2 separate regions of the Homo sapiens genome follow, and region 2 is linked to region 1. A link is a loop called in an ENCODE intact Hi-C map of the cell type or tissue named here. Cell type or tissue: K562. All regions are shown on one strand. Each heading gives the region's core, and the rest is flanking DNA. Links, peaks and the distances in the headings are about the cores only. Region 1 holds the start of LOC124907740 (a long non-coding RNA gene). Region 2 overlaps PUM2 (pumilio RNA binding family member 2).

What was found. Hi-C counts contacts between places; a loop is a spot of excess contacts. Peaks named below come from ENCODE experiments on the same cell type or tissue, not always from the same donor. Only the 100,000 strongest peaks of a DNase experiment are listed, where the experiment ranks them.
Region 2: it touches region 1 in a loop (3-fold over the local background); 3 of 110 quality-filtered maps call a loop at or near these places.

Annotation. Positions count from the first base shown.
Region 1 is chr2:20,632,495-20,640,827 of GRCh38, reverse strand. HS1BP3 (HCLS1 binding protein 3) reads left to right here. Exons shown (of 7, transcript NM_022460.4): 4 at 2,176-2,392. It overlaps LOC124907740 (a long non-coding RNA gene), which reads left to right and starts at 2,399. Exons shown (of 2, transcript XR_007086243.1): 1 at 2,399-4,595; 2 at 5,826-6,112. RefSeq lists enhancers at 1-485, 5,035-5,084. In K562, for the core only: a CTCF peak has its summit at 4,831; a DNase peak (open chromatin) is centred at 4,847.
Region 2 is chr2:20,251,658-20,259,990 of GRCh38, reverse strand. It overlaps PUM2 (pumilio RNA binding family member 2), which reads left to right. Exons shown (of 21, transcript NM_015317.5): 16 at 1,620-1,748; 17 at 3,821-3,958; 18 at 4,650-4,775; 19 at 5,007-5,128; 20 at 5,977-6,169; 21 at 8,275-8,333. Among named protein-coding and RNA genes, the nearest start is that of SDC1, 31 kb to the right of the region's middle. In K562, for the core only: no CTCF peak of the experiment used is centred there; no DNase peak of the experiment used is centred there.

The DNA.
Region 1 (8,333 bases), core at 170-8,169:
ATCCTTGGCTGGATGGTGGGCAGAAGGAGGCCTACCCTTGAGGGACTGAACGTCTGGCTGTCAGGTGGGGGCTCACACAGCAGGCATTCTCCATAGTGTGACCCCATCCATGGCCTTCCTGGCCAGCCCCATTCCTAGAGCTTGCCCGACACCCCCCGACTGACCATGCACCACATACAACCCCCTGACACACACCCCACACTCCCCTCTGCCTCCTCCAACCAGCCCTAGGGACCTGCAGTATCCCGGGAAAGCTGTGTTCTCACAGCCTGGCTGGTGACCTGCCCCTGGGGACATGTGCTTCTCACCTGTGCCCCCACAGAGAGGGTCATGGGGACAGCTCCGGGCTGAGGAATTGATCCAGCACCCCTGCCCCCAGTGGTGGAGACGTCAAGCCCTTCCCATGGGTGTCCTGGCCCTGTCTTCTCTCCTCAGTTTTCTCATCTGTAAGGTGGGAGTAGCCTGGCTGATAGGCCGTTATGAGAATTTACAGAGCTAACACATGCAAAGTCCTTAGAACAGAAACAACCACAGTAAATAGTGGCTACAATTTTACCCCACTCCTCGGTTAGTCCTGTCAACCCAGAACCCCCGTGGGGCAGGCCCTGGTCTCACAGATGCCCCCAGGACAAGGCAGGTTCTCACCACTGCTGGTGCCGGACTCCCACCCCTTCTCCCCTCTTTACATCCGTCTGCTTAACTCCTTCCCAGCTACTGTGGATCTCCTAGTTCCACAAGACAGAAGGGAAGTTTTCAAAAGAAAGTTGACCGTAAATAAAACAAATTATTTAAAGTGAAAGGTGGGGAAGAGAAGCAAAACTGGTGAATGCGCAGGCCTAGGACTGGACAAGCTGCACAGCCCCGGTGTCCTGTGGCCATGTTGGGCCCCTCACATGGGTCTGGGTTCTCTTCTGCCCTTGTTGTTCCAAGGTCACAACCCTTCCTTCCTTGCCTGTCTCTGGGGCTGGGTAGACTGTGCCAAGAGGTTCCAGCTCAGCCATCGCTGGAAGAGATGCTCAGGATGTCCCAGCCCCTCTCTGGTGGAGAGGCAGGATAGAAACACAAGCTGCTCTATGCCTCACTTTGCTCATCTGCAAGATGGATGTACAGTAGGGATCTCTCTCATAGGGCTTTTGTGATGTTTAAATGTAAGATGCTTATGACATGAAATTGAAGGTTTGGGAGATTTTGAATGGCTTTTCACATTTGTCCAAGTAAAATAACAGAGCATCACATAATACGATATCGTCATTATCACTCAGTGCATCCTGTATGCCAGACACTCTCTAAGTTCTTTACCTACAAGGTGATTTTATTAAAAGTCAGTTGTTTTAAACTACCCAGTAAGCACTTGGATAGAAATGAACAAATAGTCTGAGCCCACGCTTCTCAAACTATCTGTGGCAAGGGCTAGCTCTTTTATTCCCAGCCTGTCACAGATGGATACTTTCACAAATACAAAAGCACACTTGGGTATTGTGATGATGGCAGCATGCTATGAAGTTTCTGGATGCTTGCTCTCCCTTTCTCTACTTACCTCATTGTGGTCACACAGGGGGCATTCTCTGTCTGAAGACCACACTTCAAGAAGCGCTCATCTAAGCCAGTTTGTAATGGAGTGATTACCGTTTGTTCTGGAATCTTCCACATGCTTACCCTGGGCACCCATCCAGTCCACAGTCCAGGTGCCCAGACTCTCGGGGCAGGTCTCTGTCTGCAGAGTTCCTTGCCGTGCCTCCAACTGTAAATGGTTCTGGCTGTACTGGTTCTTTTTGAATCACCCTGTGCCCTGGCTGTTGTATCCCACCGCTCACCCGGGAGGAGGGTGCAGCCATCCCTGCGGCGCACACAGGCTCTGGGCCTTGGGTTCAGGAACCGCTGCCCCTGTCTTGCTCTGAAGCTCCCACTTGTGACCACTCCACTCCAGGCTTCCTTGGTGCCCGTCAGCCCTTGGGGGGCTGCAGCAGGCACTTGGCTGCCCCCGAAACGGAGGTCACCTTCCATCCACCCAGACTCGCCATCCTGCTTAGGTCCCAGGAGGGACGAGTTTGGTCCCAGGAGGCTGCAGGAAGCCCTCGGCCTCAGATCCTGGCATGGGAGGGTGCAGTGTGGCAAGATGCCTCCCCTGGCTCTGGGGTGGTTACCAAGTCCATTCTTTTCTGTCTTCCTCCACAGGTACCAGATCCCCAGGGGCTGCAGGGCTCACCAGCAGAGATTCCTCTGTCCTGGATGGCACAGACAGTCAGACAGGGAATGATGAAGAGGCTTTCGACTTTTTTGAGGAGCAAGACCAAGTGGCAGAAGAGGGTCCGCCCGTCCAGAGCCTGAAGGGCGAGGATGCTGAGGAATCCTTGGAGGAGGAGGAGGCGCTGGACCCTCTGGGCATTATGCGGTTGGTCTCCTGTTGTTGAGAGGGCCCCTTTGGTGTATTCCAGGCTTTCTGGAGATGACGTCCCCCTTCCCTGGAATCTGAGAAAAGCCCTGAGCATCCCAGGTCGCCCCCTCGCAGGGATCTGGGCCACGAGGCCTTGGCCTGGTGTGTTGGGGGAAGTAGCTCTCTGCGTGCCCTTGGTGGTGTGCATGTCTCTGGGACTGGGCTTAGGTGTCGCCTCCCTTCTCGGGTCACAGGATGTCCTCCACTTGTGGCTCCGCACTGGGGCTTGGTAGAGTCCTCCGTGACAGCTCAGTAGTGCAGGCTGCGGGCCTGTCCGGCTAGTGTGGGAGGACTGGGTGCTCCTTCCAGCTGTGGGACTCGCAGAGGTGGCTGCGGCTCTCTGGGCTGCATCATCTGCATAGCAGGAGCATTCACCTTGGCCCTGCCTCCACACAGGGCCATTCACCAGCCATACATCTCTGGCCATTTACAATCTCTTTTCTTCGGTTTTCCTCAGTGAAAATGGACTCATGGTCGTATCAACCTCTTAGGGCTCCTGTGACGATGAACTGAGTTATGTAAATTTAGCAATCAGCTACCATCATGGCCCCATCTTTCAGTGGAATCAGACCAGGCCAGGGGTGCTGTCCTCCCCGCTCTCTACCACAACGAATGTCTCTTAGCCGTTTACCAAAGCCCTCGGGCGCCAGATGAGTGTAGGTCCTGCCGCAGAAAGGAATTAGAGCCCAGTAGAAATTAGGCAGAAGCAAGTTCAACTTCATCAGCATGTAGAATTCTCTCCTAAAATCACAGCCCACTCTGGAAAGGCCTTCTTCGTGGGGAGGGTTATGGGAGGGTGGGCTGCAGGGTGGCCATGAGACCAGCGTCCAGGGGTGAGGATTTGCACTGGGAAAGGGTACGCGGCGCTCAGGGAGCTGCAGCAGAAACAGGCCTGAGATCTGGGGTCCTGCGGCACCTGGGCACAGCAAGTGCCCTGCAGTCGCTCCTCCTGGCCCTCCGTGGCTGGCCTTGTCCCTGAGTGGGGTCAGCGGCCCTGAGGGAGAGGCAGCCAGAGTAGTGGGTGATATGGGGACAAGCCTGTAATAGTCACTCCTTATCAGCCTGGCCCAACGCGGCAGGCCTTTCTTGGGCTTTATTTTGGTAAGGGTGAGGCTTTGTTTGAACTCACATTCTCTGTTGTTCTGAGTAACCACACGTAGTGCCAAACCGAGATGGACTTTGGTGGTCTGTGCCAACCTTTGGCTGAAGAACACACTTAGCCGAGCGGCTCCTTTTTTGGGTAGGAAAATGTTCTTTGTGGCTGGCAAGTGCTGCCTTGAACTTCCTACTTACTTCATTAGCAGATTGTCAGGGGAGATGTGTCAGCTATCCTGGGACCCCTTGGCGGGGCGGGGGGGGCGGGGGCAGCCCCCTCCCCAGCTCTGTACTCTGGGGCCCTCACCCCTGAATCCTGGGAAAGCTTAGCACCTAAGAGTAATCCTGCCGGCTTAAGACCCTCCCCTGCTGGGGTTTCTTTTTAAGGACCCGTGTGACAAGGTGCTGATGAATCAACGTTATCACCTCTGTCAGGAATAATAAGTAAATTTTTTGAGAGTTTATGAAATGCTGGGAACTAAGTTAGCATTTGCTTGCATGATCTCATTATATCTGTAAGACAGCATTTCTGAAACTACTTGCTACAACCCATAGTAAAAACTATATGGTACGCCATGACCCAGGACACACATGTATAAACATCCCATAAAACTGAAGCAAAAGTTCCCAGAACTCATACAAAACCTTACTAAGTGTATTGTACTGGGATATTTTCTATTCTATTTCAACGTTTGGAAAGGTCATGACTCGCCAAACTGCTTTCAGGATCCACTGTGGGCACAGGTCAAGAAACGGAGCCCTGGAGGCCTGCACTGGCATCAGCCTCTTCTGTGTGGTGGGAAACTCAAGTTCAGGGTCAGGTGGTTCGTCCACGTTCCTGCAGCCTGCAGATGGCAGAGCCAGGACCCCACGCCATCTCCAGTCCAGTCTTTATCAGCCTGGGAGGTGGGCAGGGCCCCAGGATTATCCCCCTTTCACAGATGGTAAAATCGAGGAAGGAGTTGAGCAGGATCTTGGCCAGAGCCGTGTGTGTTCCAGAGCTGTGTGTGTGGCAGAGCCGTACCTTGAAGTTGGGTTTCCACCTCGGCCTTTCACAGACACCCAGGTGGGCTTGTTGATCTCTCTTGGTGCCACCCACCTGCCCTTTGGTGGGGGACTTTCTGTTCTTCTCGGGAGGCTGTTTGTGCACCCCTCTCCCTCCCGTGCGCTTGGTTCCTGTGCAGATGCAGCGGCACCCGTTTCCCAGCTTGCCCTGCCCCATGTCTGGGCTTAGCTCTGGGCTCTCCTGGAGCGGCCACCATTTCCATGCAACCAGCCTCGGTCCTTCCCCGCCGTGGCCGCGGCGAGGCGCTGCTGCTCTGCTGAAGGGCTGCTCCACGGCAGGGCTGCTGGGAGGGTGGGAGTCGCCAGCACAAAGCCGGAGCCCAGGCCGGCCTGGCTTTTCTTTGTCTTTTAAACCTGGTTTTGATTAGGGACAAGAGAGCGTTATTACACCATTAGAGAGCAATTAAAGATAGAAAAAGCCCTCACCTCGGCCCATCCCAACACCACCGCTCTCTCCATCTGCTGGGGCTCTCTTCTGACCCCGTCCCAGCAGCATCCATGCAACCGCAGGCACAATGCACGTGCCTTTTCGTACTCTGCTTTTCCACCCTATGGTCTGTCCCGATTGCTGCTCCATGTCGCCCCTGTTTTGTATTTAAGTTTCTATTTTAGAATGTCACGGTGCTGAGAAAATTGACATTCTACCCTAATAGTTCTGCCTTATGCTGGAAATCCTCTGCGGGAAACCTTTTTCATTGTGACTCAAATAACACACAATTAGTATAGAAAAATTGCAAACACAGATAAAAGTCCTTTCCCTGTGAATTTCTGAATGCACCTTTGAATATTCACATCTTACTGCCAAAATGAGATTGTCTTGTGTGCCGTTCTGGAATTTGCTTTTTTCCAGCTTACATGTTCTAGGTCCTTCCAGATCAATAGCTGCACTCTCCCTCCTTCCTCTGCTGGTTTCTCAGCTCGATGGGCTGTAAGTGGCATTACCAGGCCCTTGCTTGTGGGCGTGGCGGGGTTTTCTGTAGGTTTTTGCTATTACAGGCAATAACCTGAGGAACTTCTACATATACAAAGCTTTTATTCTATGGAGCCTTCCCCTATATACGTGCCCCAGAGCAAGGTCCCTGAAGCTGCTTCTGGGGGCTTTGGGGTACCATTCCAGTAAAAGGTTCTCTAAGGGCTGAAGCCCCTCTGTTGGGAGGCCCCTCTGCTTTTCTAAGCCCTGCCCACCCCCGCCCTCAGGGCCCACTCCTCCCACCTCTTCTTTTGCACACAGGGACCCCCTCCAGGCCCTGGGTCCCTGAGGACTCACAGCGTCCTTGGGACAGGCTGGCTCCTGTATGAACAAATGCACCTGCCTGCAAAGCTGGTCTTCCCAGACTCCCTGGAAGGGGGAGCCCACACCCGGGTCCCCGTGCTGTGGCCTCCGTGGTGAAGCTGGATGTTTCTCTGGAATGCCACGTTTTATGGTTGTTTTTTAATATGGATTTTGCTTCATCTTTCATAAAACAACCACATGTATTTTAGTATAAAAATAATATCTTACTCTATATTTGGATGAAATCACTTCTCTGGAATGATTCTGTGGTTTTGAATGCTCCTGGCACATTGCCAGGTGCTCCCAGATTTGCTAACCCAAGATTTAGCAGCAAGACAGTCCCTTAAGGTGAGCCGTGGAGGGGAGCTCTGTGGGGACAGCAGGGCCTCAGTCCCACCTCCTGAGGTGCCCTGGAGCTGCTTCCCCGAGGGTGCCTCTTGCTAAATATCCCGACCACTGCGCATGGGCCTGGCACCTCTTTGTTCATTCCAGCCTGAGCCTGGGCACCCAGGGCTCCCCTGATGCCACCAGTGCAACAGAGACCACCTAGGGATTCTGGGCCACTGAAAGCTTGGCAGAGATAGAGATTCCAGGCCCCCCTCAGATCTGGGTAGGGCCCCCAGAATCTGTGTTTTAACAAGCTCTTGAGTTGGTTCTTCCGCAAGCTCCTGTTTGAGAATTCCCAGAAACCAAATTCTGTTAAAGTGTTGGAAATGCCAGAAAGGAAACAGGTGTGGAGAGTGGCAGGTCAGCCGTCACCACAGTCTGCCGCCCACAGGGGGCTGAGGACAGGGCGTGTCCAGAAGGCACTTCCGGTACTGTCTGCTCCCCAGCAACTCCTGCTCGGGCTGGGCTTTCCCTCGTCTGCTGACCCACCTGCTGGACGAGTTCTCTGCTGTGCCATCCTGGGGTTCATGTGGGGGCCACGAGCCAGGATGGCTGGGCCCGACCTCACCCTGCACCTGTGCAGCACTTAGCCCTGGCCTGGCTGGGGACCCAAAGCCATAAGGAAAGGAGGAGGCAGGTGCCACAGCTGCCCTGCAGCGTCACGCAGGCGGCACTCCACCCAGGCTGTCACAGTGATCACAGCAGCACAGTGTGCATGCCAACTGCATTTCCCCATCCAGATTACTGCCGTGGCCGGACGCAGCAGCTCACGCCTGTAATCCCAGCACTCTGGGCAGCTGAGGTGGGCAGGTTACTTGAGATCAGGAGTTCAAGACCAGCCTGGTCAACATGGTGAAACCCTGTCTCTACTAAAAATACAAAAATTAGCTGGGTATGATGGGGCACGCCTGTAATCCCAGCTACTCAGGAGGCTGAGGCAGGAGAATCGCTTGAACCTGGGAGGCGGAGGTTGCAGTGAGCTGAGATTGTGCCACTGCACTCCAGCCTGGGCAACTGAGACTCTATCTCAAAAACAAAACAAAACAGAAACCAAACAAACAAAAAAACAGATTACTGCACAAAGTCCTGCCTGAATGAATGGGCTGTTAGGAACAACAGATGTACCAGTGGTTTCTGCTTTTTAAATTCAGTAGCAAAACCTTTGGCTCAAGAGAAATATCATCCAGAATCCCAGTACATAAAACAGGCTGAAGTAGGATTTCCCCTGGTTGGGACAAGTGAGGACTGGATCTTTGTCCCTCCAGCCTCAGCCCCACTTCCTGGGGTAGCCCTGGGCAGCTTTGCAGAAGGCGAGGGCCCCTTAGAGTATGGTTTGACAGTGAGTGGGGCAGCTGGAAACCCCCAGGATGTGTGGCTACCCCCAGAGCAGGGTTAAAGATGGGCAGTCCCAGGTTCAAATCCCCTTTCTGCCACTCAGCTGGCGGACGCTGAGTGCGTTGCTGTACTTCTCCAAGCCTGTTTCTTTCTTTGTAGAGTAGGGGTAAAGTAGAGGCCCAGTGGCTGAAAGGATAAAATGAGATGGAGCACTACAGGAAAGTTCCTTTGTAAAATGTTATCACTATTTCAGATTCACTTTGCTCTAAAGAGGTCTTTGTGTATTTAACCAACAGTTGAAATATGAATATAAAAGGCAGCTTTTCCACTTCCTATAGTTGTTATGCAAATATCAGTCACTGTGATGTGCACACTATGACTTTACCTCCCTCCAGGAGCGCCGGTACACCTGTCACCTGTTACAGCTTCCTAGAGCAGGCGATTCTGGAGGTGGGGCAGCCCCTGGCCCTGGAGGAAGGAGCCTGCTTACCTGAATCCTTAGTGGGATTCAGTGGTTGCTTGGTTCCTTGAGAGATAGAAATCTGGGAGGTCACACTTGCCATTTTCCCGCCTCAGGCTCCCCCAGGACCCGTTGTGGCAAGTTCTGGCAAGTAACAACACTCTTAGGATGACAGAGCCTTTACGCTCTGAGGACTGCAGATCAGATCCAGGCTCTGTTGTTACGACTGAGGAACCTTCCCAGGATCACACAGGAGGGCATGAGAGCAAGAGCTGGGGGTCTCC
Region 2 (8,333 bases), core at 240-8,239, 380 kb after region 1:
TTTTATACCTACTAAGATGACTGTAATCGGAAAACATAAAATCGGAAAATAACAAATGTGGATGAGGATATGGAGAAATTAGAGCCCTCATAAATTGCTGGTGGAAATGTAAAATGGTGTAGCTGCTATGGAAAACAGTTTGGCAGTTTCTCAAAATTAAATATTGAATCACCACACAATCCAGCAATTGTACTCCTAGGGGTACAATTGAAAGCAAATGAATTGAAAGCAGGAACCTGAACACCAGTATATATTGCACCATTATTCACGATAGCCAAAAGGCGGAAACAGCCCAAGTGTCCGTCAACAGATGAGTAGATAAATACAAGTGGTATATGTATACATTATAGAATATTATTCAGCCATAAAAAGGAATGACGTTCTGATACATACTACAACATGGATGGACCTTGAAAATACTAACTTAAGTGAAACAAGCCACACACAAAAGGACAAACATTGATAGTGATCTACCAGTATGAAATGTCTAGAATAACTAATAGTGGCATAAAGTAGATTAGGGGTTACTGGGCCTAGAGGAAGAAGGGTTTAGAAAGTTACCATTTAATGGATACAGCATTTGTGTTTGAGGCCACGGAAAAGATTTGGAAACAAATAGTGATAGTGATGGTGGTTGCACAACAGTGTGAATATAATTAATGCTACTCAATCACCTAGCTAAAAATGGTTCAAATGGCAGTTTGTCACAAAAAAAATTTTAACATGAACCACTTTAAATGAAAATTTGCTATTAATCCTGATTCATATTTGAAAATATAAAGCATTGGTAGTCAATCTTTGGTAAAGTAGTTAATGAATAACACTATAGTCTTTGGATTTATAGATGTGTGTTATTTTACAGTTTAGCCAATTTTTAAATTTATAAGCATCTGTGTTGTAGCTTAATGACTTTAACAGTTTTTTCCTCAATCATATCAGAATGTAGTTTGATGATTATCTGGGTGAAGAGTTTTGGTGGTCAACGTATGGCTAAGAAAGTTATATATTAAAGATGAAGGGTTTTGGCCGGGCGCGGTGGCTCACGCCTGTAATCCCAGCACTTTGGGAGGCCGAGGCGGGTGGATCATGAGGTCAGGAGATCGAGACCATCCTGGCTAACAAGGTGAAACCCCGTCTCTACTAAAAATACAAAAAATTAGCCGGGCGCGGTGGCGGGCGCCTGTAGTCCCAGCTACTCGGGAGGCTGAGGCAGGAGAATGGCGTGAACCCGGGAAGCAGAGCTTGCAGTGAGCCGAGATTGTGCCACTGCAGTCCGCAGTCCAGCCTGGGCGACAGAGCGAGACTCCGTCTCAACAAAAAAAAAAAAAAAAAAAAAAAAAGATGAAGGGTTTTGTAAAGATGTTCACTTTAAAAGAGTGTTTCTTTAAAAGGTAGTTAACATATTAGTAACAAGGAAATTTTAGTAAGACTTAACCCAAAGAAGTAATAAAAAATTATTATTGGAAACATTTCCCAGTCTATCTTAATTAGCTTCTACCTTAAAGCCCCTGCCCTACATAGTTACTGATAGAATGAATAGACTGCAAACACTGCCTTACTCAAGTTCAACAAAGCAATATTAAGGTCACTTGTTATTAATGTTATATCTTTTCTGTCAGTTTGGGAGTCTGGATCAAAAATTAGCCCTGGCTACTCGTATTCGTGGTCATGTTCTACCCTTAGCCTTGCAGATGTATGGCTGCCGCGTTATTCAGAAAGCATTAGAATCTATTTCTTCTGACCAGCAGGTAATTGTAAGTTAAGACAAAATTTTTGTATTATTTTATTCAATTTTTAAATTATTACATGTTTTTAATCTTACAGTAATCTTGAAGTGAAAAGACTTAAATATTTCCACAACTAGACTAAAATGTTGTTACTGTGTCCTAAATAGCACACTACTAATTAGAAGTCACAAAGTAGATAATTTCTAAATGAAGATATTTTAGCACCTATGTGGCAAGCAGAATGTTAAATGATGAGTGTTTTTATTACTACTTGCTTACTTGATTTTCTGCAATGTGAGAATGCATGTTACTATTTTCCAGTGCTTATTTTGATGGTGTCTAATGTTTCTATTATAAGAAGAAAATTTTTGGAACCAATAGCATTACTATATGTCAGTTTTATTTACATATATGAAAATGTTTTTTTTAAAAATATAGCCCAGCAGAAAAGTAACTCAAGATTCCTCTTTAAAAATTTATAATTTTTTGAGAAAAACAAGAACACGTAAATTAAATGAGAAATATTCTGTGTTATTGGATGGAAAGTCTAAATATTTCACATTAATAAAGGAATTGTTGATCAAAATAATGCTTAAAATCATTTGAAATAGACAAGAATATTGAGAGTAGGGGATGAAGATAAATGCTGATCCACCAGATTTTTAAAATACACTGTGAAGCAACACTAATTAGTGGGGTTATTGTATAGAAGATTAAACAGACTTTTAATAAGAAATTTATAGCCCCAAATCAATACTGTTTTCTGACTACATGATTTATGTATTACAATGAAAGCATAAGACTGAAGGAAATAATTATTTCTTAAAAGGTAATGGTAGTTTAAGTTTGGAAAGAGATTATCTTTGACTCATACAATAAAAGAAAATTTCAATAAATAGTAATATATGGATGGATGACTATATATGTGTATATATTCATCACTGCATTAAAATCTGTGAGAAAATACTATTATTCCTCCAGAGGAAATTCTGAGTTTTACAGTAATTTTAATGTGTGTCACAATGGAGAAATATAAACACATTTAATTATTTAAAAGCTTAGAAACTTCTCTGCCACAAGTTTCTAACTGGTATAGATATTTTTAAAATGTCTTTGATATTTAAAAATAAAAGCATTAGCAGTAAGTCTTTGTTGAAACAGTTAATGAATAACAATATTATTTGGATTTCTTTTTTTTTTTTTTTTTTTTTTTTTTTTTTGAGACGGAATCTTGCTGTGTCGCCCAGGCTGGAGTGCAGTGGCACAATCTTGGCTCACTGCAACCTCCGCCTCCCAGGTTCAAGTGATTCTCCTGCCTCAGCCTCCGAAGTAGCTGGGATTACAGACATGCGCCACCACGTCTGGCTAGTTTTTTGTATTTTTGGTAGTAATCGGAGCCATGTCGCCCGGGCTGGTCTCAAAACTCCTGAGCTCAGGTGATCCACCAGCCTCAGGCTCCCAAAGTGCTGGGATTACAGGTGTGAGCCATCGCATCTGGCTATAAGCACTTTATTATAAGAGCATTTTATAAAAGAACAAAGATACCTGACATTAATTCTTCCCTTAGGGAATTATTGAGATAATATGTAAAAATCATAGCCCATAAGTAGTCATCAACTTCTTAGCCTTTTCTATGTACTTGATAAACTCACTCAGCCATTAAAAATAATTCCTTTGGTGGTGGAGGTGGTACTAAGTAAGGCGGAAGTGTGTAATTCTGAATTAGTCATGTTAGTTACCGCCCGATAAATATTAGCGGATGATTTACACAGTGAAGACAGTTTAAATACAGCAAGTTCAGCATCACTACGTTGTTTCAACATACATCATTTACATTATAATCCTGCAGTGTGTTTTAGTAATTTTCACTTTTCAATGGTTTCTGCTAATTATACTACAAGAGAAAAAAATTTAAACCCTTGACAAACAGGAAATAATATTTGTGAATATATTTGTGTTCCCATCTCAGTATTTTTAATACTGAGATAAATATACTGAGATTTTTAATATTTTTAATTTTTAATACTGAGATAAAATATACTAGTATTTTCTCGTTTGAGGTAATAATTTAAATGACATCCTGTCTTTTGCAGAGTGAAATGGTAAAGGAGCTGGATGGTCATGTGCTCAAATGTGTGAAAGATCAGAATGGAAACCATGTTGTACAAAAATGTATCGAATGTGTTCAGCCACAGTCACTACAGTTCATCATTGATGCTTTCAAGGGACAAGTATGTTTGAGTTTTGGCTTATAATTTGTTAGCAGGGCATTATTTTAGAATTTTGAATATCAACACGTTTTTCATGAGTCACTAGATAATACCCAGCAATTGTATACAAAAATAGGATACAAAACAGTAAATGTACATTAATTTCTTCCTCTTTCATAGTCAGTAGATAGCTTCATTTTTCTGAAGCTGCAAAACAAATAGTTTAATCACATTACTTTAAGAAGTAAAGGTAATCACTGTTAGAATTGTTTTTTATTTATACCCAACGATGTTTTCAGGTTTACTCAGAGAAGGGAAGGAGGTTTGGAGAAAGACATAAGACTGTATAATAAGACAGAAAACACATAGCAATTTGTAACTAATACATAGTAATTAATATTTCTTAATGCTGAACTACCCTTTCTCTTTTCACCCATTCATTCCCATTGTTACATAACCTCAGGTTCAGGTAAAGTTCTGGTTAGGTTCCTTTTGATCAAAATATCTTCAGCTCCTAAATGGAGTGCTCCCTGTCCCCACTCTCCAGTCTTTTCTAACATGGTGGTAGTCATATTAAATGTGAGTTCATCACCCTTCTATTTCAAACTGCTTTTAGGTGTTGTCAAAAAAAAAAAAAACAAACCAGTCTGCTTCATAGAACTGTTCAAAAATGTCAGAGAATACAAATTTTAATTCTTCTAATTGTCCTCAGGTATTTGTGCTTTCAACTCATCCTTATGGCTGCAGAGTAATTCAGCGCATCCTAGAGCATTGCACTGCAGAACAGACCTTACCTATCTTAGAAGAACTCCACCAACATACAGAGCAGTTGGTACAGGTATAAATTCCCTAATAATTTGAAATGTTTATATATTTTTGGAAATTGTTTTAATTTTTAAAAGAAATACAATTTGTTACTAAACACACTATAGACAAGAGTGAGACAAAAGGCTGTTGTATTCTCCTAACTATCCTACTGGATTTTTAGATGAAATGATTAACATGTCTTTAAAGAATATCATTCTTAAGGAATGACTTAGGGAAAGTAATTTTTAAATATCTGTCTTAGGATCAGTATGGCAATTATGTTATTCAGCATGTACTGGAACACGGTCGACCTGAAGACAAGAGCAAAATTGTTTCCGAAATCAGGGGAAAGGTTTTAGCCCTGAGTCAACACAAATTTGCCAGGTATTGTAATACTTTGTAATTTTAAGGGTCAATTCTTTCAACTCATTGACTTTTATTAGTTATCACAGAAATACGTGTAGCATGTAGCATTAAACTGTAGTCTTTTTTTTTTGGTATCATTAAAATGCACCTATAGAACATTGCTTTTGTTTTTTAAAAAAATCTACATAACAAATTTGTTTTGCCCACATATGTTCATTTATGAAATCTGTATTTGGAAAATAATTACTCCCGACACTGGAAATGCAGATTTATTTAGTACATGTTTCTTGAAAACCTCACAGCTTTAATGATCTGGTTTCCTTTTTTTTGAAGTACAATTTTAAGAGACCTGTAATTAAACTTGTGGATGTCAAAATGATGTAGGTTGTTCCAAGATACCAATTTCTGTTATAAAAGTAATTGGCTGGGTACAGTGTCTCACACGTGTAATCCCAGCCAGCACTTTGGGAGATCAAGGCAGGAGGATCAGTCGAGCCCAGGAATTCGAGATCAGCCTGGACAACATAGAGGGAGATCCTTTCTCTACAAAAAATTATCCAGGCGTGGTGGCGCATGCCTGTAGTCTCAGCTATGGGGGAGGCTGAGGTGGGAGAATCACTTCAGCAAGGGAGGTCAAGGCTGCAGTGAGCGGTGATAGCATCACTGCACTCCAGCCCGGGTGACAGAACAAGACCCTGTCTCAAAAAAAAAAAGAACAAAATAAAATAAAAGTAATCATAAGACAAGAGAATCCCATCCTGACTTCTGTTTTATTGTTCATTGGAGAAGATTCTTTCTATAAGTCAAGGAAATTTTGCTGTGAAGAAAAAAATAACAAATCTTTGTTTATCTGCTTTAATTTTTAGCAATGTAGTAGAAAAGTGTGTTACTCATGCCTCCCGTGCTGAGAGAGCTTTACTGATTGACGAGGTTTGCTGCCAGAATGATGGTCCTCACAGTGCCTTATACACCATGATGAAGGACCAGTATGCCAATTACGTGGTTCAAAAGATGATTGATATGGCTGAACCTGCTCAGAGAAAGATAATCATGCACAAGGTAATACAGCATGTAACACTCAGATAACTGTTTGTCTTTGTGTTTAGGCTACACATTTAACCTCCTTGGGCTTTCATTTCCTCCCGTATGTTATAACTGGAGGAAAAATTAAAATCGATGGATATCCTTTGGCAGATATATTGGTATGGTTTCCATTTTTATGCTTAAGGTTATCATGGCCAGGCATGGGGGCTTTTGCCCATAATTCCAGCAGATTGGGAGGCTGAGGTGACAAGATCACTTGAGCCCAGGAGTTTGAGACCAGCCTGAGCAATGTGGCAAGACCCTCCCTCTACAAAAAAAAAAAAAGAAAAACAATTAGACAAGCATCATGGTGCAACCCTTTAGTCCCAGCTACTTGGGAGGCTGTGGTGGGAGACCACTTGAGCCCAGGAGTTCAAGACCAGTCTGGACAACATAGACCCCCATCTCTACAAAAAATTTAAAAATTAGCTGGGTATGACGATACATGCCTGTGGTCCCAGCTACTCAGGCAGCTGAGATGGGAGGATCGCCTGAGTCCCGGAGGTTGAGGCTACAGTGGGCTGTGTTCATGCCAGTGCACTCCAGTCTGGGCAACAGAGCAAGACCCTGTCTCAAAAAATAAATCAGTCATTCAAAAGAAATTCTTAAGGAATCATATTCATTTCTCATCTGTTACCTATGTTTTACATTGTTCTTTTTGCCTTCATCTTATTTAACTGTACAGTTGCCCGTCAGTAACTGGGGGATTGGTTGCAGGACCCACCCACTCCTGTGCCAAAATTCACGGATGCTCAAGTCCCTTATATAAAATAGCGTATAGTATTTGCATATAACCTAAACATATCCTCCCATATACTCATCTCAAGATTACTTAACGATACCTAATACAGTGTAAGTGCTATGTAAATAGTCATACTGTAATGATAAGTAAAAAATCTGTTTAATACAGACTTTGTCATTTTTAAAAATATTTTTGATCAGTGGTTGAATCCACATATGCAGATGGCAAACTACATTTAATTTACCATAATACATGGGTTGAACATTGATTTTAACCTAATACATTTTTCTAAGTAGAATTTTGTGTTTATGTTGTGGGGAGGTAGTACTAACTCATAAAATTCCCTTTAAGCTGTTTCCTCTCTGTATCCTCCTCCTAGAATCTAATAATTCTTTAAGAAATTAGTAATTGCAGCAGGAAAACTTATAAAGAAAACTGAAAGAACACTGAAAAAAACACTTATTTTGAATACTCTTGATCTTAATGAATTCATTTACAAAACATGAATTACATAACCCCTTTGGTCGTCTCCTCATATAGAGAGAAAAATGATATCTTAGGATTCCTTCCATCTGTAAAAGTGTTTTGGTCTTCTGATTTTTAAAATTCATTCTTCAACTTGATGTAAGTTTTCCTTTCTTTTTCTTTCAAGACAGGGTCTCTGTTGCACAGGCTGGAGTGCAGTGGTGTAATCTCGGCTAACTCTAGCCTCAACTTCCTGGCTCAAGCCATCCTCCCACTTTAGTCTCCTTAGTAGCTGAGACTACAGGCATGCATGCTTTTAGTTTTGTTTATATTTTGTAGAGATGCGGTCTCGCTATGTTGCCCAGTCTGGTCCCAAAGTACTGGCCTCTAAGTGTCTACCTATCTTTTAATTGAGTGTTTCTGCTGTAAACTAATGAATATAAAAAATTGCAATCTTATTTTTAACAGCTGCGTTAGTTATTTAACTGGTATCATATTTATTATATTTGGATCCTCCCTAATTGTTTAATTGTTATAAGTAGTGCTTTGTACAAAAGTCTTTTTGTAATTTTTTTGGTGGAATAAATTCCTGGATGTGGAATTACTGGGTAACTTTCTTGCTATGTTTGGGGCCTCTGCCTGTTTCCACGTGACATAGTTAGATGTAGTGTTTTATTCATTGAACAATTTCGAGAACAGATGTTTGGAGGGATTGAGCAGATCACAACTGCTTTTGCAAAAAGTAGCTTTCTTTGGATTTAAATTTTTTTTAATTGCAGTTATTCCTCTAAATTACCCAGAATTGGGGGTGCTTTTTTAAGAAATCAGAAACTAAAATGACTTAGATTTTCTAAGCAGATTATTTGTTTTTCAGATTCGACCTCACATTACTACTTTGCGCAAATACACATACGGGAAGCATATACTGGCCAA